6 separate regions of the Mus musculus genome follow, and all the other regions are linked to region 1. Evidence: chromatin loops called from intact Hi-C (ENCODE). Cell type or tissue: gastrocnemius. All regions are shown on one strand. Region 1 holds the start of Tcf7l2 (transcription factor 7 like 2, T cell specific, HMG box). Region 2 overlaps Vti1a (vesicle transport through interaction with t-SNAREs 1A). Region 3 overlaps Tcf7l2 (transcription factor 7 like 2, T cell specific, HMG box). Region 4 overlaps Vti1a (vesicle transport through interaction with t-SNAREs 1A). Region 5 overlaps Tcf7l2 (transcription factor 7 like 2, T cell specific, HMG box). Region 6 overlaps 4930552P12Rik (RIKEN cDNA 4930552P12 gene).

Region 1 (5,000 bases):
GACTGCTCGCTCAGCACGGTGGCTCCTGGAGCCAAAGGCACCGGGAACCCGCGCGGCCCAGCCGGGCCTCCCAGCCAGCAGCTAAGGGGTTAACCTGGGGAAAGCCCAAGACGCACAGAAGAGGGAAGGAAGAGAGGGAGAAGAAAGAGCCACACAGTCCTCTTCCCAGGGACAAGAAACAAACACCACCAGCAAGAGGGGGGAGGGGGAAATCAGAGCTCAAAAAAAAAAAAAATGAAAAAAGAAAAGAGAAAGAAAAATTAAAAGTTCAGATTGGCACCCCAACAGAGCCCTGCCTGAGGAAAAAAAAAAAAAGGCTCCCCGAATCGTGAGGCAAGCACAAGAAAAGCCAGAACATGGCGAAGCGCAAACAAACCCAGTCCACAAAAGGCAGAGAAAAAGTTTGGAGAGTTCGGGCCGCGAGGGGGGGAGGGGAGGGGGGAGGGGCGGGGCGGGGGAGGGGCAGGGCATGCGGGGCCGGCAGGCGGGCAGGGCGGGGAGCGCGGTGGCACTTACGGTTCGGGCGGTGGGCGAGAGCGATCCGTTGGGGAGGTAGGGGCTCGTCAGGTCGGGGATCATGATGAAGGGGTAGCCGGGATACGGTGGCCCCTTAAAGAGCCCTCCATCTTGCCTCTTGGCCGCTAACATGGCGGGGCGGCGGAGGGGACGGCGGCGGCCGCGCGGCGCGGGAGAGAGCGGGAGAAACTTTTTAGCAAGTGTCCCCCCGAGGGCCCGCGCGCGTCCCCGGGGCCCGGCCGGCGCGGGAACTCGGGTAGGGTGGGTGGGGAGTGGGGCGAGGGCACCCGCCAGGCCGACCCCGGGGAGGGGGAACGCAACCGCGCGGTTTTGGGGGCGCGCGGGGCGCACTCACCTTCTTCCAAACTTTCCCGGGATTTATCTCGGAAACTTTCGGAGCGAGGCGGAGGCCGTCTTTCCGCCTTCCCGGAGGGGCGAGGTGGGGAGGGCGAGGGGCGATAGCCGCGCCGAGGGGGTGCGGGAAGGGAGGGTCGGCGGAGAAAGGGGTGCAGAAAAACACGGTTACAAGTTTTCGCAGCCAGCAGCCCGGGCCACCGTCCGCGCCGCCCGCAAGCCCGACCCGCCTCGCCTCGCTCGCCTTCCAGCCCCGCTCTCCCGGCCCTGGAACCGGCTGGAGCCACCCGCCAGCCCGAGGGGCTCTTCCTACCTCGGAATCGGAGGAGCTGTTTTGATTCGTCTCTGATTCATTGACCAGCGAGGACTTGACATCGGCTAAATCCCTTTCCGCCGAGGAGTTTTCCGAGTTCTTCTCCTCCTGCTCGCCTTCGTCTTTGAAGGAGATCAGCTCGTCGTTAGCGCCTAGGTCATCTCCTCCACCGCCGTTCAGCTGCGGCATTTTTCACCCACCAGCAGCAGCAATTTTGGAAGAAAAATGAAGGAGGAAAAAAAGCAAAAAAAAAAAAAAAAAAAAAAAAAAAGTTTTGCGAGTCCCCCCCAAAAAAATACTGCAAGAAAAAGACGAGTCCAAGGTTAACTTTTTTTTTTCCTGCTTTGGGGTCTTTCTCTCCTGGGGAGGGGAAAAGAGGGAGGAGGGGAGGGGAAGGGGGGAGATCTTCTGCACGCGTGAGTTTGGGTTTCTTTTTTTCTCTCGTTCCCAAGGATCCGATCAATGTGCAAAAAAAAAAAATAATAATAAATAAAAAAGGGGGTAAAAAAAACAACAACAACAACAAGAAGAAGTCAGATATAAGAGCAAAGGGGGGGGAAGCCGAAGACACCGAAGGATCTCGTGCCGCTCGGATTTGAGTGAGTTGAAGTTAGACTGAGCTTTTCAGTTCAAAGGCGGCGCTGATTGACAGATAGAAAAAGGGGGATCGAAATCCGGAGGAACGGAGTAGTCTGGGAGCGGAGATTATTGACAGGGCGAGAGGAACACACTCGCCTTAATGAGATGCCAGGGGGCGGGGCCTCCCCGGTGACGTGTGCATAAATAAACAGCCGGGGTGGGCGGGGCGGGGGCGGCCAACAATGATCCTTTGGGCGCCGGGAGAGGGAGCGGGGCGGGCCGGGGCCGCGGGAGGCGCGCGGGGTGCGGCCTGTGCTCAGCGTGCGAGCCGGGCGCCCGGACGGTGCGGGCCTCGCTCCTGGAGGGGGCGGGTTCCGAAAGACAATGCGGACCGGGAGAGGAGGGGAAGGGGGTGGCAACCCAGTCCGGAATCTGAGCCGGGGAAGGCGGAAGGAAAGCCCACTTGGGGGGCGGGGATGGGGAGAGGCCCAGAAAAAGTGTTAGCCAAGAAGTCCTGAAGATGGGGTCCAGGAGGGGAGGACTATGGGACACAAGGACGGGGTGCTCAGTGGTTAAGTCCCCGATGAAGTCGGCCGCACTGGGGCGGGAAAAGACACGACTGGTCCAAAAGAAGGCTTACCTCTCTTGCTCTGAGAGAACCAGGGGAAGCAGAGAGGCTGGGCCATCTACAGGGAGGGTAAGGCTCCCCTCCCTTGGCTTGTTTAATGACAGTGAATCATGTCATTCAATGTAAAGTCCCACTAGGTTAAATATGCCAAGAAGGCGTTTTATCCAAGAAAACAAATTGTCTGGGGTATTAAAAATATCCTTAAGGAAAATGTAAAGGTTTTTTTTTTATTTTTTTAACTGACGTTGGAAGTAGGAAGTGATGTAGGATCCAAGTCCTTTGGAGGTGAAATGTTTGGGCGTTAACAGCTGCAGGGAAAAATAAAAGTGAAAGTTCACCAAGCCCTGGGGATGAGTAGAGCTGGAGTTTTTCTCCAAAGGGGACTGAGATGAAATGCCCTAAGGCTCTAGATGCTGAGGGCCCTGACAGGAGAAAGTCACCAAAGCTGGCCCAGAAGCCCTTGGGAAGAGGTGGGCAGCCTGGGAGTTGAGATGGGTGTTTGTTGGTTATTAGGCTCCAGTGAGGGCAAACCGATTTGCTATGAGGTGGTGGAGAAAATTATGTTAAAGGAGAAAGGTGGATCCCCAAACCGTGTTTCTGTCTGGTAGACTCAGAAGAGCCTTTCCCTTGCAGATAACCAATGAGAAGTGGACTGGGACGTCCAACGGGCAAGAGGAAGCAAAGAAAAAAGAAATCAGAAAGAATGAGTCAGTGGGGACTGGCAACTGCCATTAGGTGTGATGTTATCCTGAGGTCCACCACGTATTAAATTAACCCACCCTCCCCTTTAATAAGCTCATCTGTTGTAGATTTCCAAAAGTAACCAATTTACTGTGTAATATTTAGAGAATTTGGGGTTTCAACAAAACTGTTCTACAGGCTAAGGCCTCAGAAAGAAGACAACGGAAAACAACGATCCTGAGATTCACAAGGCTAACGAATTCCCCTGCACTGGGAAAAAAAAAAATCCCAAGCACATTTGCACACTAAAGGGAAAGATGCAGACAAAATAAGGATGGGGTGGGCGAGGCGGGTGAGAATCACAGTCCCACCTCCCAACTTTCATATTCATCAGAAAACCAGAAGTGGAGGGAGAGAGAAAGAGCCTGGAAAAAAAAAAAAAAGCAAAACAAATGTGTACATTTCATCGGACGGCTTGCATGGGACACAAAGCAGAGGGCTAATTAGTCTCAGCAGGTAGGACTAACCTTCAGACTTCATAAATAAATAAGACAGCGCAGTATCTAAGAGGGAGAGCAGAGACAGAAAGGGGAATATTTCAAGACACCAAGTAAAAACACGAAGCATGAAATGCAGCCCAGTCTTGAATCAGTGCACAAACGACTGAGCTGTCCCCTTCCTGGGCCTCCCCTGGATGCCTTTAGATTACTACACATCTAGCCCGACATCTAGCTGTTTAGCTAGGTATGTAATCAAGCTGGCAGCTTTACACACTTGCTAATTGCCACCTGAATACATCTTGTACCCAAGCTGGTCTCTGCACAATATAGACTATGCCAAGGCCTGTTTCAGGGGCTTGTTGACATAAATGAGAGCCCTTTCATAGTAACTGTTTTATAACCAATTCTTTGTCCTGCAGGATGGGTTTGGATTCTGTTTGTATTTTACTTTAACCCTGATCTTCATCAAGTTGAATAATAGGGTCTTCTGTGTTCCTTAGGGGTCTGGTTGTGCAATAAAAACTTATGAATATACTAAGTCAAAACTGTTAAAGCATCGCTCTTATGAGCATACTGCGTTTTATCACGTGCAAACAGGATGCTAAGGGCTCTTGTTAGTGACCAATGCCATCATCTAGTTTGACATAGCCTTATTTTCTCATTCAAAGGGAACCTTTGAATCTTCCCTTAAATCTCCCAACTTAATTAAGCAACTAAAAGTTATTCCTTGACAGCCTATAGGCCACATTTAATTTCATTGTTTGGTGCTATAAAAAAGGCCTGGGGAGAGAAAGCAGAAAGTTCTCACTGACTTCTTAGTCCCTGTTGTGGCCTGTGGTGGTATCCAGATGGGTAGGGAAAGAGGAGAGAGCAAGGAATGCCACTGCAGGAAGCAAGATAAATGTGATGTGATGTGATGTGATGTGATGTGATGTGATGTGATGTGATGTGATGTGATGTGATGTGATGTGATGTGATGTGATGTGATGTGATATGATATGATATGATATATGCACAACAAAAAGCCAGATTGGCCGGGCGTGGTGGCACACGCCTTTAATCCCAGCACTCGGGAGGCAGAGGCAGGCGGATTTCTGAGTTCAAGGCCAGCCTGGTCTACAAAGTGAGTCCAGGACAGCCAGGACTGCACAGAGAAACCCTGTCTCAAAAAAAAAAAAAAAAAAAAAAAAGCCAGATTGGCCCACCATGTAGACCTGCAGTTTATAGATTTGGCAAGACCTCTTTAAATACCAGCCGACTCATGTCCAAGTGTTCAAGTTCCTTCTCTTTATGCCCTGATGACTCTTAATTTAAATGACTGAATTCTGACCAAATAACAAAGATACTAAAGATGCAAGAGAGACGGCCAGACTGGTCCTGATGTTGGCTTGGACCTTGCAAGGTATTTGGACATCCTTGTCTTTGCATG
Region 2 (5,000 bases), 330 kb after region 1:
CTTTAGCTGCATACCAGGAACGCTGTGCTAACAGACAAAGCAGACCACACCACACATCAGCATATACAGCTTCTCGTGGACTGTAACGTGGTGCTTATGTCTGAGACCACACACTTCCCTCTGTACCACAGGACAGACTGCAGCATATTCTTCTATAAGTACTTTCAGAGCTATGAAACAGCTACAAATAAGAAAGATGATTAAAAAGATCACTTCCAAATATTGAAAAGCCATCCATTCACTTTGAGATTCAGTAAAATATAAATACCAATCTGGCACTGCCTATGATAGATCGCTGCTCATATAAGTATCAATTTTTTATAGTCTTTAAGAAAGACTGTTTGTCTTTCTTTTCACAAAGTTTCACATGCTCTAGAATCCTTTCCAGAGGCAGTTCACCAACCCTTGGGGAAAAGTGGTGCTATAAACCTGTGGTGACGGCTGGATTTGTCAAGTCATCACTACAGACAGCATCTACAGAGTCTCCCACATCTTATGTATGGACAATCAGACTCCACAGATTTAACAAATCAGAGACTCACAGTGTCCATTACCCAACTTGGTAGAGACTACATAATAGTTTTGGTTACATGAAAAAAAGAAATCACTGACTCTCCTCCACAGAAACACTACTGATGTTGTGTATCAAGTATTCACTATCAGGAAAATATTTCATTATATAAAATACTCTACGAAGAATGGTTAGCCCATGCTCTATACTGCAAACTGCCCTGTTAGTTCTAGTTCAGTTGTTTGAAATCATAGAAACAAATATAATCAACAATGCATCTCCATGTACTATTTCTGTAGTAAAATAATACCTGCCATCATGTACATGAATTCATAAAATTCTATCCCAACAAGACATACTTTATAAAGTAAATTATGTTGTAACATTTAAAGTAAATAGTATGCTACCTTTGCAAAAAAAATGTTATCCAAAAAGCTTTGCAAAAAATATGCTATAGGTCCAAAGAATATGACTTCATTTGTTCTTAGAAACCTTTTTAAAATGGTGAACTTAGGTATATTTCTATCAAAGGCAAGTCAGCCTCCATCTAACTAGTAGGGGAACACCCAACTGACAGACACTTCTCCCCATCCTCCGAGGAGGTGCGTGGGTAATGATGGGTGTTCTGGGGTGGATGTTAGAACTGAAGCAAGTGAAGGCTGGCACCTGGGAAATCCAGGCACAGTCACGTGTGCCCATAATACTTGTGGCTGTTTGCCGTGAGATAATTGTAAATCTCATGTTCTCATTTTCATTTACAACCTCCAGCATCACCACACAGGAGCAGCTCCCATTGCACAGAGGATGACTCTATTACGTGAGAAAACAGAGGTTTTCAGAGTCTATCTGTGCAAGGAAATGACTGCAGAGCCCTTGGTTCAGAACCTGCCAGCTTACAAGACAGATGAGGATGACATTAAACCCACAGAAACCCTTGGATTTTCTCACACTTTTGACAAAAGTATTGGATTACTCTTCAGACTTCCTTTCCAAATGATAAAAGCTAAGAAACATTAGAAGTGAAATATAATTGGATCTTATTATTTTAAATCTACTCTTTTAACTTATGCTTGAATCAATGAATGCAACAGAGACATTATTACAAATTTCATGGAAATAAAGGAAGAAAATACAATGCAGCAACAACAGCAAACTAGTTCTTTCTTATATTTGTTTTAAATCTTGCATTAGGAAAGAAAAAATATTTGACTTCAGATTTTTATGCAGACATGCTAAATAAATTTCAATATAAAATTTCTAAGTATATTTTTACATTTAGTATATTTGACATTTTATAGTTATTTTACTACTTAATTTTAAGTAATCTTTAACAGTTAAAATAACTTCAGGCATTTAGATTATAAATATTTTTTAAAGAGCTAGGTTTTAAAAATGTATTTACTTATATCTTTAGAAAATAATGAAAATATGTGTTCTTTAAAGTATGAATTTAAAATTCTTAGAAAAGCATCTTAAAGTCTGCAAAAGAGTCATAGCAAAATATCGTCTTTAGCTACAGTAAGTAAGGTACCGCACATTAGAAAGGACGGGAGTCATCTTCACTCCTGTGCAGGAGGAACACTTTGCTGAGTGGTGGCTCAATGGCGCAGCCTACGTGTTGAGAAGTGTAACAACGAGGAAGAAGCAGACTGCAGCAGGCTTGGCTCCCAAGTTCTAAATGAGGGCTTGAAAGCAGAATGTGGCTTTGGAAAACCTCACAGGCATAGGAACCGTCTGTGCGCTGTAACTTGCACTGCCATTCTTATAACTATTTAAAGTAAGTGAAAGCAAAGATTAATAAGGCAGAAATAAAAACGATTATCTTTCATTTTTGAATGGCTTCTGAATAAATGAACATTCTTTTCCCTCCACTTAAAACACAAACACACACACACACACACACACACACACACACACACGTACGGAGGCATACTGTTTTCTGGCTAATATTCTTTAATAGCTTATGTGTATTAGATTAGCATGCAACATTGGTGTTCATGATACCGTTCAGGTAGAATTTCCTTAAAAATTCCAAACATAAACACTTACAAATTTTAGTCATGAAATCATTCTAATTTAACAATGCATTTTGCTGACTAAACAGATGCCTGCCGATTTACGGTCCAGGTGATAGGAGGGCTAAATAAGATCTCTTCTGCTATCTCAGATACGAACTTGATAATTACATTAACTTTCCTGAATTCCTTTCCTCTCCATATAGCATGGCTCTCAAATTGAGTATGGAGGGATGTTTTAGCCGAAGGCACTATAGTCCTTTGTCTCCCACAACCTGATTAAGGGAAATACAGAAATATGTATATTTGAAATATCAAACTAGCCAGTTTCCACAGAACATATTTACAAACACCCAATATTAATATTATAGTGAGAGAAAACTCACTGAAACAAATTTCTTTAGGTGTGCACTAAAAGCCAGCATTCTAGTGTGTCTAATAAATTCCCTTCCTTGTTATTTATGTATTTTTATCTCTTTTAAAAAGCCAGGAGCCATCTCTGAGGAAAGGCCTCAGCACAGAGTCCCAACTCTCCTCGCATCATGCAGAACTGACTGTTAATTCTACCACTGAAAAGGGCTGTGTGATTAAAATCTGAGCTCGTTCCTCTTCTCCATTATTGTAAAAGGGGGGTGACCCTGTAAATTTACTCAAGCTGTTTAAACACAGAAGACGTGCAAGCACTCAGAGGCCCCGTGTCACAGGCTGGGGACGATCAGGAAAAGCTGCCTCAGTGACACTGCAGCTCAGACGCTTCAACCTCACAATATGAAGGGTTTTTAAAACTGTACTTCAATCACGCAGCAGAGGTCTCATCAATGTGACATGGACTCCAGGAAAACAAACTAGCAGTGGAAGCAAGTACGATGTGCAGAAAGGCAGGCAGCCTCTGCGCTCACTACTGATATGTGGGCTGGTTTTTTTTTTTGTTGTTGTTGTTTTTGTTTTGTTTTCTGTTGTTCTGTTAGAAATCAACGAATGTTGAATAAAACTAAAACAAAAGCTACTGAAATGCTTGGTTACTTATGATTTAATTCCAAGAGCTCTTTTCATTCAGTTAACAATTGTGGTTTCTCTCTTCCTCTCTCTTTCTCTCTCTCCCTCTCTCTCTCTCTCTCTCTCTCTCTCTCTCTCTCTCTCTCTCTCTCTCTCTCTCTCTCTGTACTATTTTTGAGATCTATTCCACCCTATTATTTCATGAACCACAGTTATTTTATTTTTCTCTTTAGTTGACACTGTAACCTCTTAGTGTTTCAAAATAAACCTGATGGCCTGTTATTCTTGAACATTACATTATGAAAGATGCTACAACTCACAAAGCTGCCCGTTAAATGTGGAAGCTCAGCTCACCCCCTTACCGTTTGCCTTACAAACAAATCTTGCTGGCTCCAAACCTTGCACTCTCCCTCCGGAAGAGTGGTCAGTCCGAGTCTGAGGGTCACTCTGCTCTGAAACAGAGCAATGGGCAGGCTAAAAACAACCCCGAGGAACAAATTAAAATTAAATTTACCCGTAGGTCTGCCTTCAGGAACTTCTCAATTTGTGTAAAAACATATGGGTGCTAATTTAGCATGAATATATTAAGACCATTAGAGACAGTAGTCTCTCATTGTTGGTCTCCAACAGTGGTCAATGACACCATTTTCTGCTTGCATTTCCTCGGGCCTTTTAATGCATCTTTGTTTAGGCTCACAAGCCTAGTGGCCAATGTAAACATGGTCAGTGACACATTAGGGCTGGAAAGCCAGGCCAGTGAGCAGACCTCCAGAAGGGCCATTGGGTCTATTGCCAAGTATGCAATGAGGCTACATCCCTGAAATGCTAGAGATTACTTTTTTATAGAGAGAGATGATAAATGAATTAGTCTCTTAAAATTTTCTCAAAATTCTTTGTTTTGCATACAAAGCCCATCAAGGAAAAGGCGGTCTGGAAGCTGAACTTTGTGCTACATGGGTTATAGACTTTCTTTGTGGTCTTGACGAGGGATTGTACCTTAGCTACCGTAGTTCAAGCGTAAAAATACTTTGTCTGTAACACTATATACTGTTGCTAGTGACCCTCTAAATCCTTGAACCAACTGTGTCTTCTGGTGTCACAGAAGATAATGCCAATTTATTGCAATGTGTGGCTTTTTTTTTAACTGATTAAAATTAAGCCGTAAGCACGTGACAATGGAATTAGCACATTTGGAGTCTGTTTTCCCACATCCCATTTTGTGCCAGTGTGGCTGGTCCCTGCAACTCTACGCGGGTGCAATTTTAATGACTTTGCTGTGTTTTGATGTTCTTAGGAAAAAAGCCCGGCTTGGTGTTTGTGGAGAAGGTAGATACGGCGGCTGAAGAGCTGTGATTGGGAACATGGTGACATCGATGCTGCTTTCCGATAGGATCGGTGTCATTTTCCTCTCAGCGATAAGACACCTCCACTGACAGTGGCTGATTAGGGGAAATTTTATTATAAAATTCACTTTTATC
Region 3 (5,000 bases), 140 kb before region 1:
AGATTAGTCTGCAACTGGGACACACACACACAAAATATTATCATCACTTGGGTAGTATGTATAAATATCAATATTGATTTGGATTTTGTCTCTTTAAAAGATTTATTTTGGATTATTTAAATATTTATGTGAAGAAGTATTCTGTGAGTGCATCTGGTACCTGAAGAGGTCACAAGAGAGCATCAGATCCCTGTACCTGGGGGTCCTGAGGAGCCTTGGGCAGGTGCTGGGTCCTCTGTAAGTACAGTGTTACTTTTAACCACTGAGCCATCTGCCCAGCCCTCCCCCCCCCCCCGGAAGTTATCTCTTTGACTCAATGCTTAGCTTAGCCCATGTTACGTTTGCACATTTGCTTCTAGGTTTTATAAGCGACGAGGTAAATGCCTGGCATGGATACACAACATTTTTAGCTGTTTTCCCAAGTATAAATTAGGTAAAATATACAGATGCTTAGGGGTCAAGAGCCAGCAACCAGACTCCACTTTGCCTTCACTATAATTTTGAGGCAGCCAAGCTTGTCAGAAAAAGCACTTTTGCAACCAATGAGGTATGTAAGTTTAAAACATGCTTACTGCTGTGCCAAGTATAAATATACAGAACTAGTTAAGCACTGGTTAAATGCTAAAAAAAGAGAAAAAAAAGCAAGAATTTATACCTAAAAACACCACTACTGGAATATTGGGGAGGGGAGATCCTAAAAGAGGAAAAGGAAGAGTGAGAGGCACTGGAGGTGGGAGAGGGCACAAGCAATGACTTCTGGGTAGACAATATCTTAGCATTGAGATTGCAAATTCTTTAAATACAACTCCTAAAACCGACTTCTTTAAAAAAACAATTATTCACACAGTGACGGGTTCATGAAAAAGGCTTGAGAACCTAGAAGGACAACTGAAAGACCACTGTCATCTGAAGAGACACCAGGCTTTTCCAAAGACAACCCTATAGAGGGCCATAAGAAATAAGAATTGATTTTTCTAAGAGAAGGGCTTCTTAAAGCCAGGGGAAGAAGCCAAGAATTACCATGCTTGTTAAGCAAATGTGTTTAATGTTTCCTGACATGTCTTCATTGGTTTTAACAACTGGCCCTTCTAAGCTTACAGCAAAGCCACTTTCTATGATGGTTTATCAGCATCGTCAAGAAAGAGCCATTTTTGAAAAGACTTCTTTTGATTCCACATTCCATCAGAACCATGGTTTAGGTAGAACGTTAAAATTATCAAGTGAATCGCATAAAACGACGCCACGTTCAAAACCAGTGAGTGACACGGCAGTTTGTTCTTACACGGGAGCTGGTTGAGAGTTTCCGCTTACAATGCTTAAGCCCTACATGGCTCTCTGCAAGGAAACTGGACATATGATGACCTTTTTGTACGCGTGTAGTCTGAATCTTGTATCATTTCCGGGATGTGAACACCTCTACTGTTCCTAATTTAAAAAAGGCAAAATTGAGGTCGCCAACAATATAGCCCCAAGACTCTAAGCTAACACAGTAAGTGAAGACTCCATGTTTGAACTCAAGCACTTCCTAGCTGCTCTTCCTAACCGTGTGTCTGCATCCCTGTCAGCCAACACAACCTGGCAGAGGGCTGCAGTGCAAAATGCCTGCGTGGCAATTCTAAAGCTAGGAGCTTCTATTGAACGCGCTGTGTTAAGTGATCTGTGCACACATGTAAACTTTTGGCAGGGATCATAGCAGGTCCTTTACTAACCGAGGGGACAGTTGGCAGGTATGGTACTGCAATTAATACAGATAAACCATCAATAGCCTATCTGCCTTTTGATTTTTAAATAAACAAAGGCTGAATGCTGTAATTAAGATCAGAAGTCCTCTGAAGGCCATATGGCCAAAGGGGAGCCGAATGTAAAGCCACCAGCAGGAATCAGGGAGTTTTTCGACTCCTAAGGAGGAAGAAGGGATTTTTAACAAATGTTTTCTCCCCTGGGACCTGGAGGACAAGTGACCTCCCTGCAGAAATGAGGTCTGGGGATCAAGACAGGAAAAAAAAAAAGGTACAATCTAGGTAGGAGCAGGAAAGGACCTGGTAAGCTGATGTTTGTAGGAAATACCACATGCATCCTGCAGGGGGCACACTGTGGCGTGTCCAGCCTAAGAGGACCTTGCCTGGCTTTTCTGAGGCCTGGTGCTTAGGGGACAATCCAACCCTGCAAATGCTGTGCAGTCGGCACAGTGGCTGGGCACACTGATGCCCGGGGGTCCCCAGAGTCTACTCCGTAATGCTTGGGAAACAATGACATCTCTATACCCACAATGGTCTCAGTGTGGGCCCCTCCTCCCACAATGGCCCCTTTCAATCCCCCACCATGAGCAATTGCCCCAAGTTTAACAGCCTGTGTTAGGGGGGCACCAGGCACAAAAGGAGGTGCTTCCAGGTTCAGTGAACATTTTACATCCATTCATCAGGGAAAAGACAAAAGCGACTCCCCACTTCACCTCAGGCAGGGCATCTACCCTACCAAAGAGCAACCTTTGTGTGACTGGGGGGCGGGGGGTGTCAGGGAACGCACTGTTTAAGGATGGTTGTGCAAACATGCTTTTGGATTATTTTTGTCTCCAACTAAAGGCATCTACATAAAAATGGGGTCCTTTTGTCACATAGGAAGGACCAAGCTGGACTTTGCGGGGGGGGGGGGGGGGGGGCAAAAGGCGTAAAAGCGTCCAAATAAAGATGGAAAAGGCTAGAGGCGGGGGCTCTAAATTACACTCTGGAATCTTTATTAGGAAAGTGGGCCATGTTTTCCTTTCCTTTACATTTTTATTGGGATTCACTGCGACTTTTATTACAGAATCTAGTGTTGGCTTTGTATACTGGCTTTAATTACTGAGTACCCTGCCAGCCACTCTTGACCAACACAGGCTGCTATGGGAAGCTTTCTCAGGACCCAAGCCTGCCTCTCCTCCTTGCAAGAGGAATCTGTTGGTGTCTTGACTCCACCAGTCAACAGTCAGTATTGCACTAGTTGATGAATGAGGCCTCAACTTAGTTGGTTACTTGAGTTACTTTGGGGACAGCTACAGAGCATACAAAGTGCTAATATTTGAAATAGTCTAAGTCATCCTTCCCTCTCAGAGTGACACCCACCCACCCCTTTACCCTGCCAAGCTGGATTAGTCATACTAAACATAGTCTGCTCCCAACCAACTCTTCAAGCTTTGGCAAGCAGGGCCCAGCTGACATTCCCGGCCCAGTTTAACATTACATAATGAGGACTTCTCTCTCCTTGTGGGCCACAAGTCAAAACAAACTTGCTGAACTCAACCCAGGGCATCAGCCTGCTTCCTGGTTACAAGACACGGGACTCTTAAGAGCAGAGTAGAGCTGTAAAAACCACCAGTGAACTCCAACGTGGTCAACAGCCTCTCAGCCAACTTGGTGATCTCTCTCCTACTTCCTCTCCCTGATGCTGGGGGTGAAAACTGTTCCAAAGAGTCCTTTTTCAGATCTCTGAGATGTTAACAAATCCCAGAAAGCATCACCCTAAAAGAATTCCCAAACACTAGGCCTTGGGGAAAGACAGAAGCAAGAACAAACTAATGTCCATCTCGTATAAATGGTAAGGGTGTGGTTTCTGTAGCCTGAAGCTCACAGCAATGCTCCTGTTTCAGCCTCCTGGGTGCTGGCCTTACAGGCATGAGGCAGCCTGTATGATAGGTTCAGCTAAGTGTTGCTAAAAGCACAGTCGTTGCTTGCAAGATTTCTAGTATTCCTTATGGAAAAGTCCTAGGCTCCTGCTTCCCGGTCTCCTTTCAGCAGAAATGCTTGGATTAAAATCCTCATGAGCATGGAAGCCCCTGAGGATCCCGGGCACCCAAGAAAAGTCATGATTTCCAGAGAGAAATATGTGACTTCACACCAGACACTGGATTCCACACATTTATCCACAGAGGACTTTTGGCTTCTGCACAGAACTTGGGTACTACTGAATGACATTCGAGTGTGCGGAGAACTGGGAGTGGCCGGGTCGGGTGGGAAGAGACGAGCAGGAAGGTGGATTTCTGCTGTGGGATGCTATGTGACCTGGTAACAAAGCCTGGGAGTCTTACAGCCCATTTGCTCTATCTGGGTCTCAGTTTTCAAAGTTTAGAAAGAGGCTGACAGAGTAGGGTCCTGTTGTGAGTCACCACTTAGCAATCTCCAGCGACTACTGTGAACAAGTTAAAATTACTCTGGCTATGGTTATCCACTCAAAAGCCTGTGCTTTTAGGTCACTGGCCCATTCCCTTGTCTTGAGTTATTTTATCATCTTTTCCTAGGAGTCCAGGCCCAACAAATCGCACACCAAACCTGTTGGGTAACATTCAATTTAGTACTATCTCTCTGCTATCTGTTTATGCACAGGGCAGGCCCTGATCGTCTCCCCGAAGCATCTTTTCTCTTTTAATCCTGGAGACAACATTTTTTTAAGTGACTGAGAATAGTTATTACAAAACCGATGACTAAGGCCTCATAGATAGCCCTCCCTGATGTGATTGGATCCTTGTGACCAATCACCTCCAATCCCCTGCTTTCTAAGAGCATATGAGGCCAGAATGCTCTGCTTACCACCTCATAGGTCTGCTTCTGATAGGCAGGTATGCGCCTGGATCAGTGTGGGCTAAGAGGGGAGGAGCAAAGATTTGGTGTTAAAGAGGCAAGAGTGGACATGGAGTCAGAAACCACTAGATTGGGAAGGTGGTTCAGTAAGACCGGGGCCAAAAGAACCATGGTTGCTGCAGAAGTGTAGATTTGGAGAGGCAGAGAAATGGGCCTTGTGGTAACCAGACTCTGTTCAGAACCATTGTCCTGATAATTCCCAAAAACCTGAAGGGGAGCTTGCTCGCTCACTTCAATGCAGCTTTGTCTGGCAGCTTCACCACCAAAACTACTCACACTGAGCCAGTTCACACTAAGCCAGTTCACACTGAGCCAGTTCACACTGAGCCAGTTCACACTGAACCCATTCACATGGGGGGAGTGGGGGGAGGAGGAGTCTGACTACCA
Region 4 (5,000 bases), 200 kb after region 1:
GACAACCTACTCTTAACTTCTGCAAGACAAAGCCTTCTAATTTTTAAGACTCTTTTTATGTATGTATGTATGTATGTATGTATGTATGTATGCATGTGCGCCGCATGCATGCTTGGGGGCTGAGGAGGCTAGGAGAGGTGTGGGCGGATTCCCCGAACTGAGGACACACACAGTTGTGAGCTGCCATGTTGTGGGTCCTCTGAGAAGCTGCCAGTGCTCTAACTGTTGAGTCATCTCTTCAGCCACCACCCTCCCCTCACTTCGCAGTGCTGATTATTCACCTGGCTGTGGAGAAGTGTCTTTGCTTTATGTCATCCATCTGTCTGTCTGTCTATGTTGTAATCCATCTGTCTGTCTATGTTTGCTTTTGCTTTCCGTGATTTGGGGTCGTAGATGGTAAATCTTTGCATAGCCCAACAACACTGAGCGGTTCTCCTCTATTTTCTTCTAATGTTTCATGGCTTTGTATATTACTCCTTCTCAGTTGATGATGAAAGACATGGTCTAGTTTTATTCTTCTGCATGTGGATACCCAATTTTCCTCAGAAACATTTGCTAAAGAGACAGTCCTTTTCCCAGTGTATGCTCTTAGAACACTGAGTGAATATTTATTAGCATCTATAGTTTTTGAAGCCTCTGATGATTTTTGCCAATAGCCAGAGCTGAGGGCTACTGGGCTAACCTGACACATGTTTCAGAAAGACTCCATAAGAATAAAAGAAAACCTGGCATTTCTGTAAAAAGACATGGCACCTTGTAGGATTCCCATCAAACTTATGTGAACATGAGACCCTTGTACAAAAACATGTGTTAACATAGATGGAAACTGCTTTTGGATCTCCACGGAGACCAGCAATGAAGGCCGATACCCTTGCTACACTTTCAAGCAGAAAGCCCCACACTGTTAACTGTGCAGGATAAAGACCAAGCCTTTCCTCAACAAGGATAAAGAAGCAGCTACCCCATGTTCTCAGCAGGGACAGATGCCCGATGTCATAATTAAAAGGGATCTGACATGCTACCTAACACACACACACACACAAACACACACACACACACACACACTCTCATCTGCTCACACATGCTCAGTTACGAACATACATGCTCATACATGCTTACTTACACACAACTACACATGTTTATACATGCTCACACTCTCACACACACGCTCATACATGCTCAGTTACAGACATACATGCTCATACATGCTTACTTACACACAAATACACATGTTTATACATGCTCACACTCACACACACATACACACACGCTCACACATGCTCAGTTACAGACATACATGCTCATACATGCTTACTTACACACAAATACACATGTTTATACATGCTCACACATACACGCTCTTACATTCATACACATACTGACACACATATATACTCACTCACAAACACAAATACACATGCTCATATACGCTCACACATGTATACACGCTCTTACATATATACATACACAAACACTCTCTCACACACATATGCTCTCACATATATCCTCACACTGACACACACACACACACTCACACATGAAGCCCTCCACGAGCATCCTCTCAGTGAGCTGTCCAACCACGAGGGACCTCATTCCTTCACAGGACAACACATTTCATTGCTGGGCAGATCCAGTGTCTGTTATGTTGGCCACGAAGCAGCCTCCCTCTAACCTCTACTGTTCACAGCTCAGTGATTTGGCTGAGCAGCAGAAGCCTCCCTTCTTCTCGACGAGTGCCCCTCGGTACTCTATTAAAGTGGGACAGGGAACACCACTGTACACACAGGACGGTACAGGAGCCAAGCGACGTAGATTTGAGCTGAAGCCCTGGCCCAGACTTTCCGGCATGACAACTAAAGTCCCTTAGGCCTGACTTTCATCATGGTTATAAAAACTGCATAAACACAAAGACAACGGAAAACTGGTGTTCTTGTGAACAGTGAATTAAAAGTGTAAGTCAAGTGCTTTACGACGGCCAAGCACAGTACAAAACATACTTGTGAACAGCGAATTAAAAGTGTAAGTCAAGTGCTTTACAACGGCCAAGCACTGTTCAAACAAGTTGATGCTTTAGTAGTACTTTAAGGTACAATATTTCTGTTTGAGCAGCTTTTTGGCCAGTTCAATCCTGTGTTAGCCTTGTCTGCGGAAGCTAGGCTCATTCAGCTGCTAAGCTAGAAGTGAACACTGTTCACGAGAGCTCCACAGCGCCCTCTATCTGCCTCTTGCTTCAGCAAGCCAGTGAATTCCAGCACTGTTGCAAGACCGAACGGTGTGCAGATACCACCTGCTGACTTGTGACCAGGAAAGATAAAGAGTAGCAGTCCCAGAACAAGGCCTGGTCTAGAGTCTTCTGTTCACTACGTAGGCGGCCTTGGTCAGATTTGCTTACCCCAGGTTCCCATACACACGAGGAGAGAAGCAGGATATTTTACATGGTATCTATTAAAACAAAACAACACGCGTCAAGCTCCCAGCAGGATATTTTGTTCATTTGACTGAAGGGTATTTTAACCAGTGTGGTTTTTAAAAAATTAGTGAAAATCTCTTTGAAAAGTCTACATTGTCTTCTAAAACAGTGGGCTTCACCTACATGGAGACAGCGTTCCAGTCAGCGTCAGTTCTGCATGGGACCCACGTACACCTCCTCTTAGGCTTTCCTGTCTTTCTGTACGTAGGCTCTCTGGTCTCAGCCTCATTGTGCTGCCCAGGCTGCCTGCCTCTCAGTGCGTAACCTTCCTGTCTCTGTGGCCCAGCTGCTGGCATTACAGGTATATGTCCTTGTGTTTGGCCAGATAAGCCAATCTTCAACCGTGTGTGATTCCAGACCACTAGTAACCGTTTTACTAACAAAATTGGCAAAATAAAGTTTTAGAAGTAAATTGATTCCTGGGAACAATTTGGTTATTCTGTAATTCCCAAAAGCTTCTACTGTAAAAATAACATCTTTAGTCTGTGTACTCATTTGAAAGTCCCTCCCTGTGAGGGGTGCATCTGTGTCCAACTTGGTTCTGTAACTACATTCCTGAGGTCAGGGAACAGAATTTGTAAAAACTCAGAGAAACGGATACATCTCCAAAGGAGAAATACAAATGGCAGCAAACACAAGAGAAGATGCTTGCCATCATTTAGCCATTGGAGAATGCCAGAGCAAACCACGAGGCTTCCCCATCTGTGCCAAGCAACCCTAACAGAAAGACAGACAATAACAAGTGGTGGGAAGGAAGTCAGGAAGTCAGAGCCCAACACACAGCTGCTGGGCCGTGAACCACAACACTCCCCTCAGCACACAGCTGGCATTTCCTCAAAAGTCAAGCAGAGGAGGTACCGTTATCACTTAGGATTCTATTCTTAGGTACACAGAAAGGGGAAATGCAAACATACATTCACAAGAAAAGCTTTTCAACAACATTATTCATTATAGGCAACAGGCGGAGACAACCCAGAAGTTCACATCTTGGCAGATAAGCAGATGAATAAAGCTTGTGAGTATACTGGTAAAGTATGTATATACGCACATGCACAGTATAGGAGAAGGCTACTGGCCAACCAAAAGACACTTGGTATTAACACACGCCTCACCATGGATGGCCCTTGAATTCATTATGCTAAGTGAAAGAAGGGAGACACAAAACGGCCCATGATGTTTGACTCTGTGCATGTGAAATGACCAAAACAGTCAAACCTATAGAGACAGAGGAAGATGGGCCATTGTCAGGAGATGGGAGGGACAAGGAATATTTTCTTTTAAGGGTGATGAAAATATTTCAGAATTGACTTTGGTGGTGGTGGTTGTCTGACTAAGCAAATATGCTAAGAGCCAGGGAACTATACATCTAAATGGGTGGGTATGTGGTATGCAAATCATATCTCAATAAAAGCTATTAAAAACTCAATAGAGGCACACAGTCATTAAACTATAAGACTCAAGGATCAATTAAATTTAAATCAGAGTGCCGAGTACATGTGTGTGTCTATAATGGCATCTTATGTGGATAATTGCTTTATATGTTCGATTGCTTTAAACCCATTTTTACATTTATATTATTTTTCAGGAGCAGCTGAATTTTAGGGAGGTAAATAATAAACAAGGCTATTGTGGCTCTGGAAATGACATTCTTTTATTTTACTACCTAGGATTGACTCGACGGTGTAAAATGCTATTAGGAGAAAGAATGGCCAAGTCTGAATGAGAGCATGTATTTCATCGTGAAGATAAAAGTCTTTCTTCTCTCTAGTGAATACAGGTAATTTCAGAAGCAGCGACTCCTAATTATTCAGTGTTGAAAAGCTAAAAAAAAAAGGTTCACATTGAAAACAGTGACCTCCAGTTTGCTCTGTGAATGAAGACAGACACAAATTCTCATTTTCCTGGAATCCTGGTTGATAAGTGAGTTGGGGAAATGCATGCATTTCTTCATTACAGTGCAGTCGACTGTTCATTTAAATAACAATGACGGGCATAAAAGCCACAGCCGCATTATCTAGCAGTTCTACTGTGTTGAAACGCATTATTAGAGTGAACAATGCCAAGTACAGTAAATAAATGGCTGTCCCTCATTTTAGCATTATTCCTGCTTGCTTAGCTTTGTGAGAGGGCACCATCATTACGATGGCTGCATTCAACACCTTGGCCAACACCATTCACATGCATAACTCTTGAGCTGGGTTTACAAGTAGTTACGGTCTTTTCTAGCTCACGGAAAGCGAGGGGGAAGTCACCCCACCCGGTACTTAGGTATCAGGTAGTTTCAACGGAAAATAGTTGCAGAAATCAATGTTTGTTCACTGTGTCTGTGTTAAAACGGAAGCCTCCATTAGGGACAGCACACACAATAGGCTGGTTTAAAGTTGTGAAGTCTGTACCCACAATCCGACTTGAAATCAACTGTGTAAGAACTTGCTATTGGTTCTGCCTTTCACGTCAAAGTAGACACCGTCCTTTACTTTCTCTTCCATTGCCTGAAATGACTAGTGTCTTAGCCCAAAGCTCCAGGCAA
Region 5 (5,000 bases), 66 kb before region 1:
GATGCCCTGTGACTGGAAGGCACCAACCCTTCTAGTTCTTAGAATACTCAAGCTGGTTGTGCAGTACAACCGCAGAATGGAGTATTATGCAGTGATAAAAACAGACAGCATACCTGTATACCAAGCCCTGGCTGGTCCTTGACACTTAATATGCAATTCTAAAGAAGGCAGACAAAAAGGCAGGAGGCATGTGTATTATTCCACTCATATAAAATACTCAGGAGCTGAGGAGGAAAGGAGTGGGAAGCACGAGCCAGGGAAAATGGGGCTTCTTTATGAATACCGAGAAATCCCAGAAACAGAGTGCTGGTGTATGCACGGCCCGGGAGTATTCTAAAAACCACTGAATTGTACATTTTAAGTTTTATTTCTGTGTATGTATCTGTGTGTGTGTGTGTGCGCGCGCGCGCGGGTGAAGATACCCACAGAGGCCAGGCGAGAGCACCTGAACCCCTGGAGCTGGAGTCATAGGTGGCTGTGAGCTATGTGTCACAGGTGATAGAAGTCAAACTCCGGTCTTCTCCAAGAGCAGCAATGGCTCTTACCTGCTGAGCGATCTCGCCAGCCTGAACTGTGTGCTTTAAATAGATATGTATTATGGCATCTCAATTTAATATCAAAATAATATCTCAATTTAAGATGAGATATTTAAGAGAAGGCGTTTATCATTTGATGGTTATCTCATTGTCTGTCAAGAGACAAATGGGGGGACACTCTCCCACCTTCATATCATATCATATCATATCATATCATATCATATCATATATCACATCAAAGATGGGACAGGAGGGCAATCAGTGTAGGTCCTTGAGAACTAAGCTATTACCAAATGGGACTGTGGTCCCTGGGTCTCTGGGAGGACAACACAGTCTACCCTGGATGAGAGATGCTGTTGAAGGGGAAGGGGAGTTAATGGCTGCTAGGCTGCAAGGCTAAAGTATACATGGCTAACATCCTGGAGGAATGGTCAAGTCAACAGAACCAGGACTCATTCACATGTGCACCCTGCAGGCCAGGCTAGCCATCTGTACCTCAGCTCCTCCAGCTGGAAATGGGTGTGAAACCGCTCCCTCACCAGCTTTGCCCCATAAAGGATGAGTCAGCAAGATGGCTCGATGGACTAAGCCCTGGGACCATGCCTGACCCTGGGGTTGGACCCCAGAACCCCAGAGGAAGAAGCAACTCCACAGCTTGTCCTCTGACCTACAAACACTCACAGGTGAGGACACAATCAATCAATCCATGTAAAAAATTAAAAACCTTAAACAAACCATGGCAATGAAATCAAGGGGAATGTCACATAGTGCAGACAACTAAGATTTAGAGGTTTGGGGGTTTTTTTGTTGTTGTTTGTTTGTTTGTTTTTCCTCCTCTGACTGTTCCAGGGATTTAAAAACTACAGATCTCTTGAGGTGATGGGTGACCTGGGAGGTAGAGACACTGAGTGATAGGGTCTCGCTATCCTGAGACTTTAATCTCAATTTTTAAGCCACTCGGTTGTTGCTGATTTTTTTTTAATCAAAACTTTTCTTAATTCCTTCCTTGCTCTGTGGTTTGGGGCACACAAGGCAGAACTTTTTCCAAGTAGAGGCTCCTCCCCTTATTCTATTTCCCAGTTCCCCATGACAAAAAAAAGAAAAAAGAAAAACAAAAAAAAACAAAAACAAAAAAAAACCAGCCTGAACCCTTCAGTGGGAGAAGGATTTAACTCACTACAGTCTGACTGCACAGGAGCCCAGTGCAGGCGACCCAACCCCAGCTTCCTGCTCCAGCTCACTTCACAACCTTAGATGCCTTCTCTTCTGCAAGTTTCTCCCCTTGTCACATCTGAAAGGGGTCAGTGGCTCCATAGAGGTCTCCCCTTCCAAACTTTTATTGCCGGTTTCTGGCTGTGACAGGCTTGTAACAGTGATACTTTCTAACCCTACACCCGGGAACCCGGGGTCGGCAGTTCCTCTGGTTAATTCTGCACCAGGAGGAAGAAGCCCCGGGTCAGAACGGACACGTCTGACCTTCTGCAGGTCCCTCGACCCCCCTGCCTGCTCATCACTGCTGCCTCCGCCAGAGCTGCCTGCCACTCAAGTATCATCTTGCTGTAACAAATTACTCCTAACCCAGGATTACTGCTCTTTCCAAATCCCTCCTAGAGAGCAAGGAAATAAACATTCTCTCCCAGGACTCTGCCCCAGTTGTTCCCCTGCTTAGTAATCCCCAGCCCTCTTTGCTTCTCTTGTGCGCTTCATCTGGGAGGTCTACCAGGTCAGCTAGGCTATCCTGGCCCACTCCGCTCTCAGGCGTAAACTGAATGTCTCAATCATCCGCCGGGCACAGTTAAAGATGAAGGCGGGCTTTCTGTCCCCACCTCACGATGGCTCCCTCTGCCCACACGCTTCTATCTGCCTACAGACCCGGCTGCCCTGATGGCAGCCACTCGAGGAAGTCCACACTCCAAATTTCTTCCTACCAGTCCACGAGGATGAGCCCCAAGCCAGCTCATGCAGGCTAGTGCTGTTCCTAGGAAGCAGGGCTATGCTCCAGGGATGGACAGAGCATCTGGGGGCAGACTTAATGGGGCAAAGGGGCAGAGGCGGGGACTGAGTTACAGACTGCAGCCAGAAGTGCCCTTGGGTCCCCAGCCTGTGGCTTCCCTTCATAAACTAGCAGGCGATATTTTGAGCACAATAAGCTCATTGGGAAACGGAAATACAGTTCTGCTCATTTTCAAGCTGCCTCTGAAACACTGGGAGATTCCGGGCACTTGAGACGCGCAGGGTTGTTCAGGATTGTTTAATTGTATACACAGTGGAGCTAGTATGTGCCTAGGAGCAGAGGCCAGAACAATGGATCTTATAATCAAAGGGATAACAAGGAGATAAGGATCGCCCCAGCTGTTGTTAAGTGTGACTTTCAAAGAGGGGGCAGCACATGGCTGACACATGATCAACAAGGACAGAAACTTCCAGGAATAACCAAGACACAGGAGGAACACACAGCACATGCCCGCTTCCCCCAAAGAACAAGCCCCAGTGGGAGACGGAGAAGAGCTAGCACTGGGCTGTTGGACCAGAGGTCAAACTTCATCTTCTCATGTGTGGGTGGAGGCTGGCCTCTCTTTACTCCTGAGGACCATTGGGCCTCTGTAGGCCAATGTTTCCTCTTTCTTGATGGCTTGAGTCTTTAAAAGAACGTGGCTGGGAAAGCGGCAGTGACCATCTGAAGTTAACCACTTAGCCCATCAGTATGTCCTCTGCACAGGCAGGTTCAAGCCCAACAGCATCAAGATCAGTTCTTCCTCTCCCCCACTGCCCTCCCCCCGGTCTTCACTATTGACAGTAAGAGAATTTTCCAGGAGTTGGTTTATTTGTGATGCCAACTAGCCATGACCATAGAACCTGGCCTCGTGTACTTCCAGACCTCCCAGGGGCTCCCGAAGACAAAGACAGAGAGGGACTCAGGTCAAAGATAGCTTGGCCTAAGATCTATCTTTTAAACTATACAACATGGCTCCTGAGCTCTCTCCTTCAATCCAAACCACACACATACACACACACACAAACACACAGAGATACACACACATTCACACACACAGATACACATATACATATACACACAGGAGACACACACAAACACACACACACATAGAAACACACCAATCCCTTCTCTCTCCATCATGGAGTTGACTGACATAAAGTTGTAGAAGGATCATTCTGATTAAAAAAATATCAGTTAAGCGCCGGGCGGTGGTGGCACACGCCTTTAATCCCAGCACTTGGGAGGCAGAGGCAGGCGGATTTCTGAGATCGAGGCCAGCCTTGTCTACAGAGTGAGTTCCAGGACAGCCAGGGCTACACAGAGAAACCCTGTCTCAAAAACAAACAAAAAACCAGTTAAAACTGGGTTATGCACAGGCTCTGGTTTCACCTTCAGCACTGAGGAATTGTGGAGGGGGTTCCCTAATTCTGTCTCAGGTGACACAGCCAAATGGTGGCCCACACGTGCTCAGGTGTACAAGGGCCTCAGTGGGAATCTGGGGTGTATGGTTGGTACTTTTGGTACTTTTAGGGCCCTGGACACATGGCTTCACTTTGGCTAGCTTCTGGGCCCTCTCTGTAACAGAATTGTGGGTGGGAACAGAGCTCACACACAGGTGTTAGGAAAGAGCAGTCTACCTGCCCCTCCCTGAGACACGAGCCCGGTTCCTGAGCACACTCTCAGGTCTGGGAGAAATATTCATTAGGCATGCACATATAGAAAGTGGTCAGGCTGCCCAGGTTGTGCACCCGAGTAACAGACTGGCTGACAACCCAACACTCTGGCCCACATGCAAATGGGCAGGTCAGAAATTATTCCTTCAGTTACTTTCTAAGAGGTCTCACCTCCCCTCTCTCTTTCTGCCTCAGAAATGGGCTTAGCTTGGAGAATTCAGCACTGCCTAAGGTCCCCTCGTCACCTGAGTGAGAAAGCCCCTCTCAGTTTGCGAAGTTTAATGAGGTCCCAGCTGTCGAAATGGCAAGCACAGCCCAGTGCCTTACCTCCTGGGATGCAGGTAAGTTAGCATCATCCCAACCTGCAGGTCCTCCAGAGTCCAACCTGACTCAGTGCAGACACAGAGGCACAGAGTGTCACACGTGGCCACCGACTGAGAGGAGAAATGCTGCCTCAGCAAATTCTTCTGCATGACAATTCATGCAATGCCTTAACACCTGTGTGCCCAGGAACAGTCCAGGAGGCCATTTCTCACCATCACGACCACCATGCTGTCTCCTTGCTCCTGGACCACTGAGCCCTGTCCTTGTCTGCAACCGGATTAATTGGACTCACTGTTAGGAATCCAAAGCATAAAAAGGGACCCCGGAGCGTGCAGGCACTCAGAGGCAGGCTGGGTCCATCTACTTGCCTAAAAACCCTGACTGAATACCTAATCTAACGCATGCCAAATGCTGCAAGCCCAAAAAGCTGGATTCTTTAAGAGACATAGAAGGTGACCATGTAAAGGCAGG
Region 6 (5,000 bases), 97 kb after region 1:
CAGGCAGTCACCACCCGCTGTGTTCAGCAGAGATTCAAAGGCAGGAGAAAGCTTTGCTCTGGAGTTTCAGGTGTGCCCTGACCAGATGCCACTGGCCATGGGAGCCATGGGACAGCTAGCTTTAAGTAGCACCCATGGGATTGGGTATGCATGCACCGGTTGTCCTAACTTGGAAGTATTGACAGAAACCTGGATAACTGTGAGTGATTAATGAAGGTGTGGGTACGTGGTGCTCATTGACACAGAGGGTCTGTCTGACTTCCTGGGTTGTCGCTAGAGATGGCTATCCGGCCTCCTGAGGGTCCCATTTCTTAGGCTGCTCATCTTAGATAAAGGGTTCTTGGCATTTTAAGTATTTCAACTCAGTTTTGCTTTGAACAGGAAATGTGTGCTGGAGGTTGTCTATTCTACTATGAAGAAGGTCCTTTGGTCCCTGAGACTCCCTGGTAGCCATCAAATGACTATAGGTCCTTTCCCAGGTCCTTTCTGGGTGCCAGGTCCCCATGTGCTGCCTGCCTGCCTTGGGAGTAGAAGGGGAGGCTTGGACTTCTTGGCAGGGGTGGATGTGGGTGTGTTTTCACCTCAGGCCCGAGGGTGAGTCTGTCCCCTTAAGGGTAGCTAGCCAGAGCGAACAGCTTCAACTGTGCCACCGGGTGGTTTAGAGGTATGGTTAGCAAATGTCTTAGCATCTCTGAGGCAAGACTTTACAGTTGTAGTGAGTCCTAGGATCCTGACCTTAATTTCCCAGAGAACAGGGCACAGGGGTTGGATTCAGACTTCCGGCCCTGACTCCCCGTCCTCCACCAGCCACAGGCGATCCTCCCTTCCCTCCCAACCTCCAGCCTCAGGCAGCTGCACTCTATCAGGATGCAATCTAAATGCAGTCTTAAAGACCTTGAAGGTGGGCCAATGGTGAGTTCAAGGCCAACCTGGGCTCCCGTCGTGATCCCCTGCTTTTGAAAAGAGGAAGGAGTGGGGAGATAGCTCAGCCAATAAAGCAAGAGGACTTGAGTATTGTAACCCCAAGCAAGAACTGACATAAAAAAGCCAAGCACGGCGGTCCACTTGTATTCCTGAGATGGCGGATCCCTGGGCTTGGTGGCAGGCAGCAAGCCTAGCTGAACTGTCGATTCCAGGTCAGTGAGAGATCTTGTCTCAAAAATCCAGGTAGAGGCTGGGGAGATGGCTCAGCCATTAAGAGCGCTGTTGCTCTTGCAGAGGATCCCAGATTCAGGTTCTAGCCCCCACACAGTACTTCACAACTATCCAGAACTTCAGTTGTAAGGGATCTTCTCACCCCCGCGGGTACCAGGCACACAGGCAAACCACTCAATCACAAAAAATAAGATAAACACACCTAAAACCCAAAACAAGGCAGAAGGTAGTTCAAAAGACAGCATTCATCTCTGACCTCCACAAACACAGGTATACTTATGTACCTGTACACACGTGAACACACACGTGTATGTGCAACACTCACACAAATACCAACTGCAAATATTTGCAGAGTTCGAAATTCCCCAAATTTTACTCGAGCATTATCTGTGGCTGGGAATTATCTACACATCCCCAAGGACGAAGCTGAGACAATCCTGGTTGCTCTGTGTCCCCAATACTCAGAAACTGCCTCCTGGCAAGCCATGCCGACTGCAGCTTTCCAAGACAAGGCCTCCCACTTTGCACACCAGCAAACTGAGGCTCAGAGCGAAAAGTCACTGAAGTGCTCCGTGTCAGGTGGCTGAAGCAGGACCAGAAGCCCAGACTGGTGAGGTAAAGGCGCCCCCAGCTAGCCTAGCTGTGATTCTGATTCATATGAGAAGAGCCCACTCATCCTGCCAGGGAACCAGGCAGATGGGGAACAGCACTCAAACGGGTCCTGAATGAGACAAAGTGGAGGTGTCACCCTTGTCTGTGGACCTCCCCTCCTTCCCAGGTTCCTGATGTCTTCCCTCCGGTAGCAGCTTTTCTGGAAGTGTTATTCACCTGGAGAGCCGACCCTGAGAATATTTGGAGTCAAGGAGTTACATGAGCATGCTGGCGTCCACACATCAGCCTGATGCCACGGGTCCCCTGCCAGCTTTGAGGTCCCATCTTTCCAGAGTCAACTGCATTCCGTGGGAGGATTGGGGGGGGGTGCACGTATGGGGGAGGGGGTGCGCGTGCGCGCATGGCCCTTTTTGTTTTGTTTTACTTGGGTTCGGTTCTGGAGATGGGAGTCAGGCCCAAAGGCTTGCACCAGCAGGCTTTTTACTGATGGAGCGGGCTCCTCAACCTTGGCGTTCCATTTTGCAGTAGAAACCTGACCCTGTTCTCAGTTAAGAGATGAAGACACAGAGGCATACCCACTGCCTGATTCCAATCTTGAAGCTTGTGCTTATGTCACCAACTGAGAAGGGACATACTGTCACAGCAGGGAGCTGAGAGTATGGGGGTGGGAGGGGAGCGCAGCCGAAGTTCCATTGTATCACAGCGGGGCGGGGGGGAGGGGGGGCGTGAGGCACGAGACCGATACTGGGACTCCCGAGATAGCCTTTCTATTCTTGGTTCTGCAATGAGCTTGCTGTGTGCCCTTGGGCAGATCAGTTCCTCTCTCTAACGCCCAGTTTCCTCATTTTCTACAGCCAAATGCAGAATCTTAATGGCTTTCCCTTTCGGTTCGACAAGCCCAGAGCTCTAGCCTGGGTGCGGGCTGTGTGTGAAGAAATAGGAGTCTTGGTTTCGTTTTGTAACCTGGGCCCCTCCAGTGCCTACCAGCTGGGGCTGGGAACAGGACCAACATTCATTGACAAATGAAGGTGAGTTTCAGAGAGGCAGCCTGGGCTGTCACAAAACTCTGACAGAAGAAGTGCAGTGCTGGGGAAACCCCAGGCTTCTGTAAGCCAAGGCTCTGATTGGTGCACAGCGTTTGCTCTTCCTTCAGACCAAGGCCTCCAGCCAGTTCCCAAGCCATTAGCTGCTGGTTTTGATCAATGGCAATAGCATAAACAACAAATAAGTCCATTCGCTGGCAATTTCAGTCATTTGTGGCATTTAATTAGCATAATTGACCCAAACTGGAACTTTTCCTTCCACCTGAATTTAAAAATACATCCCCACTAACCCTCAGTACATCTGAGAAAAATTTCTTCTTCTTTTTTTTTAATGAGGCTTTAACTAAAGCCCAATATCAAAACACTATATAATACTTTTATCTCATCGAAGACATTTGATGCTTATTAAAATATTACTGCTTTAAGGCTTATTTTTTTTTTTTTTTTTTTTTTTTGCCCAAGAGTGTGTGCAGAGCCTCACTCCTCAGATAATAACAAAGAAATCTTAAACATGAAAAACACACATGAAAGGTAATATGTTCCCCGTTAGTCTCAGTATCATTTCCCCAGGATTTATTACTTTCCAAATATAGCATTAGCTTAAAACTAAAAGGCCGTTTACAGTAATGGGACACTTGGTACTACTTTGGAGCATGTGGGCTCTCCCAGGGCCTTGTACAACGGCTTCATTAAGCGGGGAACTGTGGGGGAGAACGGCTGGGTTAAAAAAAAAAAAAAAGAATCCCAGCATGTCTCCTCCAAGGCCCCCCAGATAGGCCACCTACCCTGACCCAAGGCCCGTGTCTAACAAGCTCTTAATTCCGCTTTCAGAACTGCTCTTTCACGCGTTGTTTCTTCCAGAGATGAAAACATTTTCGAAGCTGACAGGCCATCAATTGGGTGCCACCCGGGAAGAGAAGCCATGGTCTGCAGCTCTGCTTCCTGGCCCCACCACCAGGAGAATATGGGACTGCCAGCCACACCCAATGGGCCGCCCTAGGTTTGGGAGGTCTCTTTTTATCCTGAGAGAAGGCTTGGGAGCAGTTACGAAAGCGACGAGCCTACCGGCTTGGACACGGAGCAGCGATTGCTTGGCTTGTTGGGTATGGCTGAGGCCTGTATACAGTTGGATGACCTAAGTTATGGAAGGACAGAGTAGTCATGTACACAGAAGGGCCCTCTTGAGTGGCAGCTAGGGCCACTGTAATTTTGTCCCATGGGGTAGCCTGGGTCAAGCTCTCACTGGAAACTGCCAGTCAGCCGAGGGACCCTGAGGAGACTCACATTATCTGTTTGCTGTTTAGGTCCAGCAGTGAAGGCCCCTACTGATTTGGGGAACCAGCCTCCTGGCGCTTCCTAAATGCCCTGTTTTGAGAAGTTCCACAGAGTGAGGGTGTAAGTGTCTGGCCTGAAGGGAGAGACATGCTCCCCCTGGGTTCCAATCCCCATCATACCTTAGCTGTCAGCAGGGAGGGGAGGTTCCAGAGGCTACAGGAGGCTGTAGCAGAGAAACAAAGGCTTACATTACTACTCCAGGTTTGCTGTTCTCCCCGGAGGCAGATGGCACTGTGTGTTGGGTGGGGATCACTTCACCAGGCCTGCCTTTGCCCCAAGGGGCAGTTTCTTGGATAGGATAGGGATAGTGTCATTAAGCCCATTTGAGGAAGCAAGCAACCAACCGTTACCAGCTTTGGACTTCACTGACCATGTTCAGTTACTGTTGGACACTCTTTTCCTTCAGGCACAAATGGGTAATTTCTCATGTTCCTGCCTCTGTGACTGGGGCCAAGCAGGCATGTCTCCTTTGTTCAGTTCACTGCTCCCACCTCTGGAATCGTCCCTGCTGTCCAGGTTCTCTGGCCAGGTGTCACATGGCTTTACTCTGTCGGCAGTCCTCATGAGATCGATGACTCCTGGCGATCCACGTGTGAATGACTTGTAGGAAGGGCGCCGGAGTGAGCTGAGGTTGACAGAGAGCCACCTGCAGAGGCTCCAGCAGCTATGTGAGTGTATGGCTGGACAGTGTCACTTGTGAGATGCTCACAGTCCTGTGGTGTCAACTAGATCAAAGTCTCTCATAAGATAGAAGATGGAATCTGCCCTTGGTCACAACGCTTGATTCAGAACCCTGGCTTTTTATAGGGCTACTCTTTCCTCCGGTGATGAAGGTTAACATCCTGGAACATCCAT

The links. Hi-C counts contacts between places; a loop is a spot of excess contacts. Peaks named below come from ENCODE experiments on the same cell type or tissue, not always from the same donor. Only the 100,000 strongest peaks of a DNase experiment are listed, where the experiment ranks them.
Region 2: it touches region 1 in a loop (2.5-fold over the local background); 7 of 42 quality-filtered maps call a loop at or near these places.
Region 3: a loop joins it to region 1, with 4 times the contacts of the local background. A loop is called at or near these places in 16 of 42 quality-filtered maps.
Region 4: it touches region 1 in a loop (3-fold over the local background); 8 of 42 quality-filtered maps call a loop at or near these places.
Region 5: a loop joins it to region 1, with 2.0 times the contacts of the local background. A loop is called at or near these places in 7 of 42 quality-filtered maps.
Region 6: a loop joins it to region 1, with 2.9 times the contacts of the local background. A loop is called at or near these places in 7 of 42 quality-filtered maps.

What each region holds. Positions count from the first base shown.
Region 1 is chr19:55,738,714-55,743,713 of GRCm38, reverse strand. Tcf7l2 (transcription factor 7 like 2, T cell specific, HMG box) reads right to left here and starts at 1,904. Exons shown (of 15, transcript NM_001331146.1): 1 at 1,184-1,904; 2 at 872-938; 3 at 517-641. The coding sequence starts at 1,372. It overlaps Gm31734 (predicted gene, 31734), which reads left to right and starts at 511. Exons shown (of 3, transcript NR_168128.1): 1 at 511-552; 2 at 1,122-1,505; 3 at 3,024-4,109. In gastrocnemius, a CTCF peak has its summit at 2,064; DNase peaks (open chromatin) are centred at 605, 1,053 and 2,039; H3K4me3 peaks cover 2,944 bases; H3K27ac peaks cover 3,329 bases.
Region 2 is chr19:55,411,371-55,416,370 of GRCm38, reverse strand. All of the region lies in intron 5 of Vti1a (vesicle transport through interaction with t-SNAREs 1A), which reads right to left. Among named protein-coding and RNA genes, the nearest start is that of Vti1a, 98 kb to the right of the region's middle. In gastrocnemius, a CTCF peak has its summit at 2,093; DNase peaks (open chromatin) are centred at 2,117 and 4,288.
Region 3 is chr19:55,874,928-55,879,927 of GRCm38, reverse strand. The region is part of intron 5 of Tcf7l2 (transcription factor 7 like 2, T cell specific, HMG box); the gene reads right to left. Among named protein-coding and RNA genes, the nearest start is that of Gm52391, 61 kb to the left of the region's middle. In gastrocnemius, a CTCF peak has its summit at 2,081 (motif pointing right); a DNase peak (open chromatin) is centred at 2,107; H3K27ac peaks cover 2,605 bases.
Region 4 is chr19:55,542,944-55,547,943 of GRCm38, reverse strand. The region is part of intron 7 of Vti1a (vesicle transport through interaction with t-SNAREs 1A); the gene reads right to left. Among named protein-coding and RNA genes, the nearest start is that of Gm41871, 160 kb to the left of the region's middle. In gastrocnemius, a CTCF peak has its summit at 2,234; a DNase peak (open chromatin) is centred at 2,214.
Region 5 is chr19:55,804,649-55,809,648 of GRCm38, reverse strand. All of the region lies in intron 4 of Tcf7l2 (transcription factor 7 like 2, T cell specific, HMG box), which reads right to left. Among named protein-coding and RNA genes, the nearest start is that of Gm31734, 64 kb to the right of the region's middle. In gastrocnemius, a CTCF peak has its summit at 2,366; no DNase peak of the experiment used is centred here; H3K4me3 peaks cover 1,015 bases; H3K27ac peaks cover 1,545 bases.
Region 6 is chr19:55,641,223-55,646,222 of GRCm38, reverse strand. It overlaps 4930552P12Rik (RIKEN cDNA 4930552P12 gene), which reads left to right. Exons shown (of 4, transcript NR_045318.1): 3 at 2,622-2,795; 4 at 3,672-5,000. Among named protein-coding and RNA genes, the nearest start is that of Gm41871, 57 kb to the left of the region's middle. In gastrocnemius, no CTCF peak of the experiment used is centred here; DNase peaks (open chromatin) are centred at 2,085, 2,417 and 2,761; H3K4me3 peaks cover 1,406 bases; H3K27ac peaks cover 2,015 bases.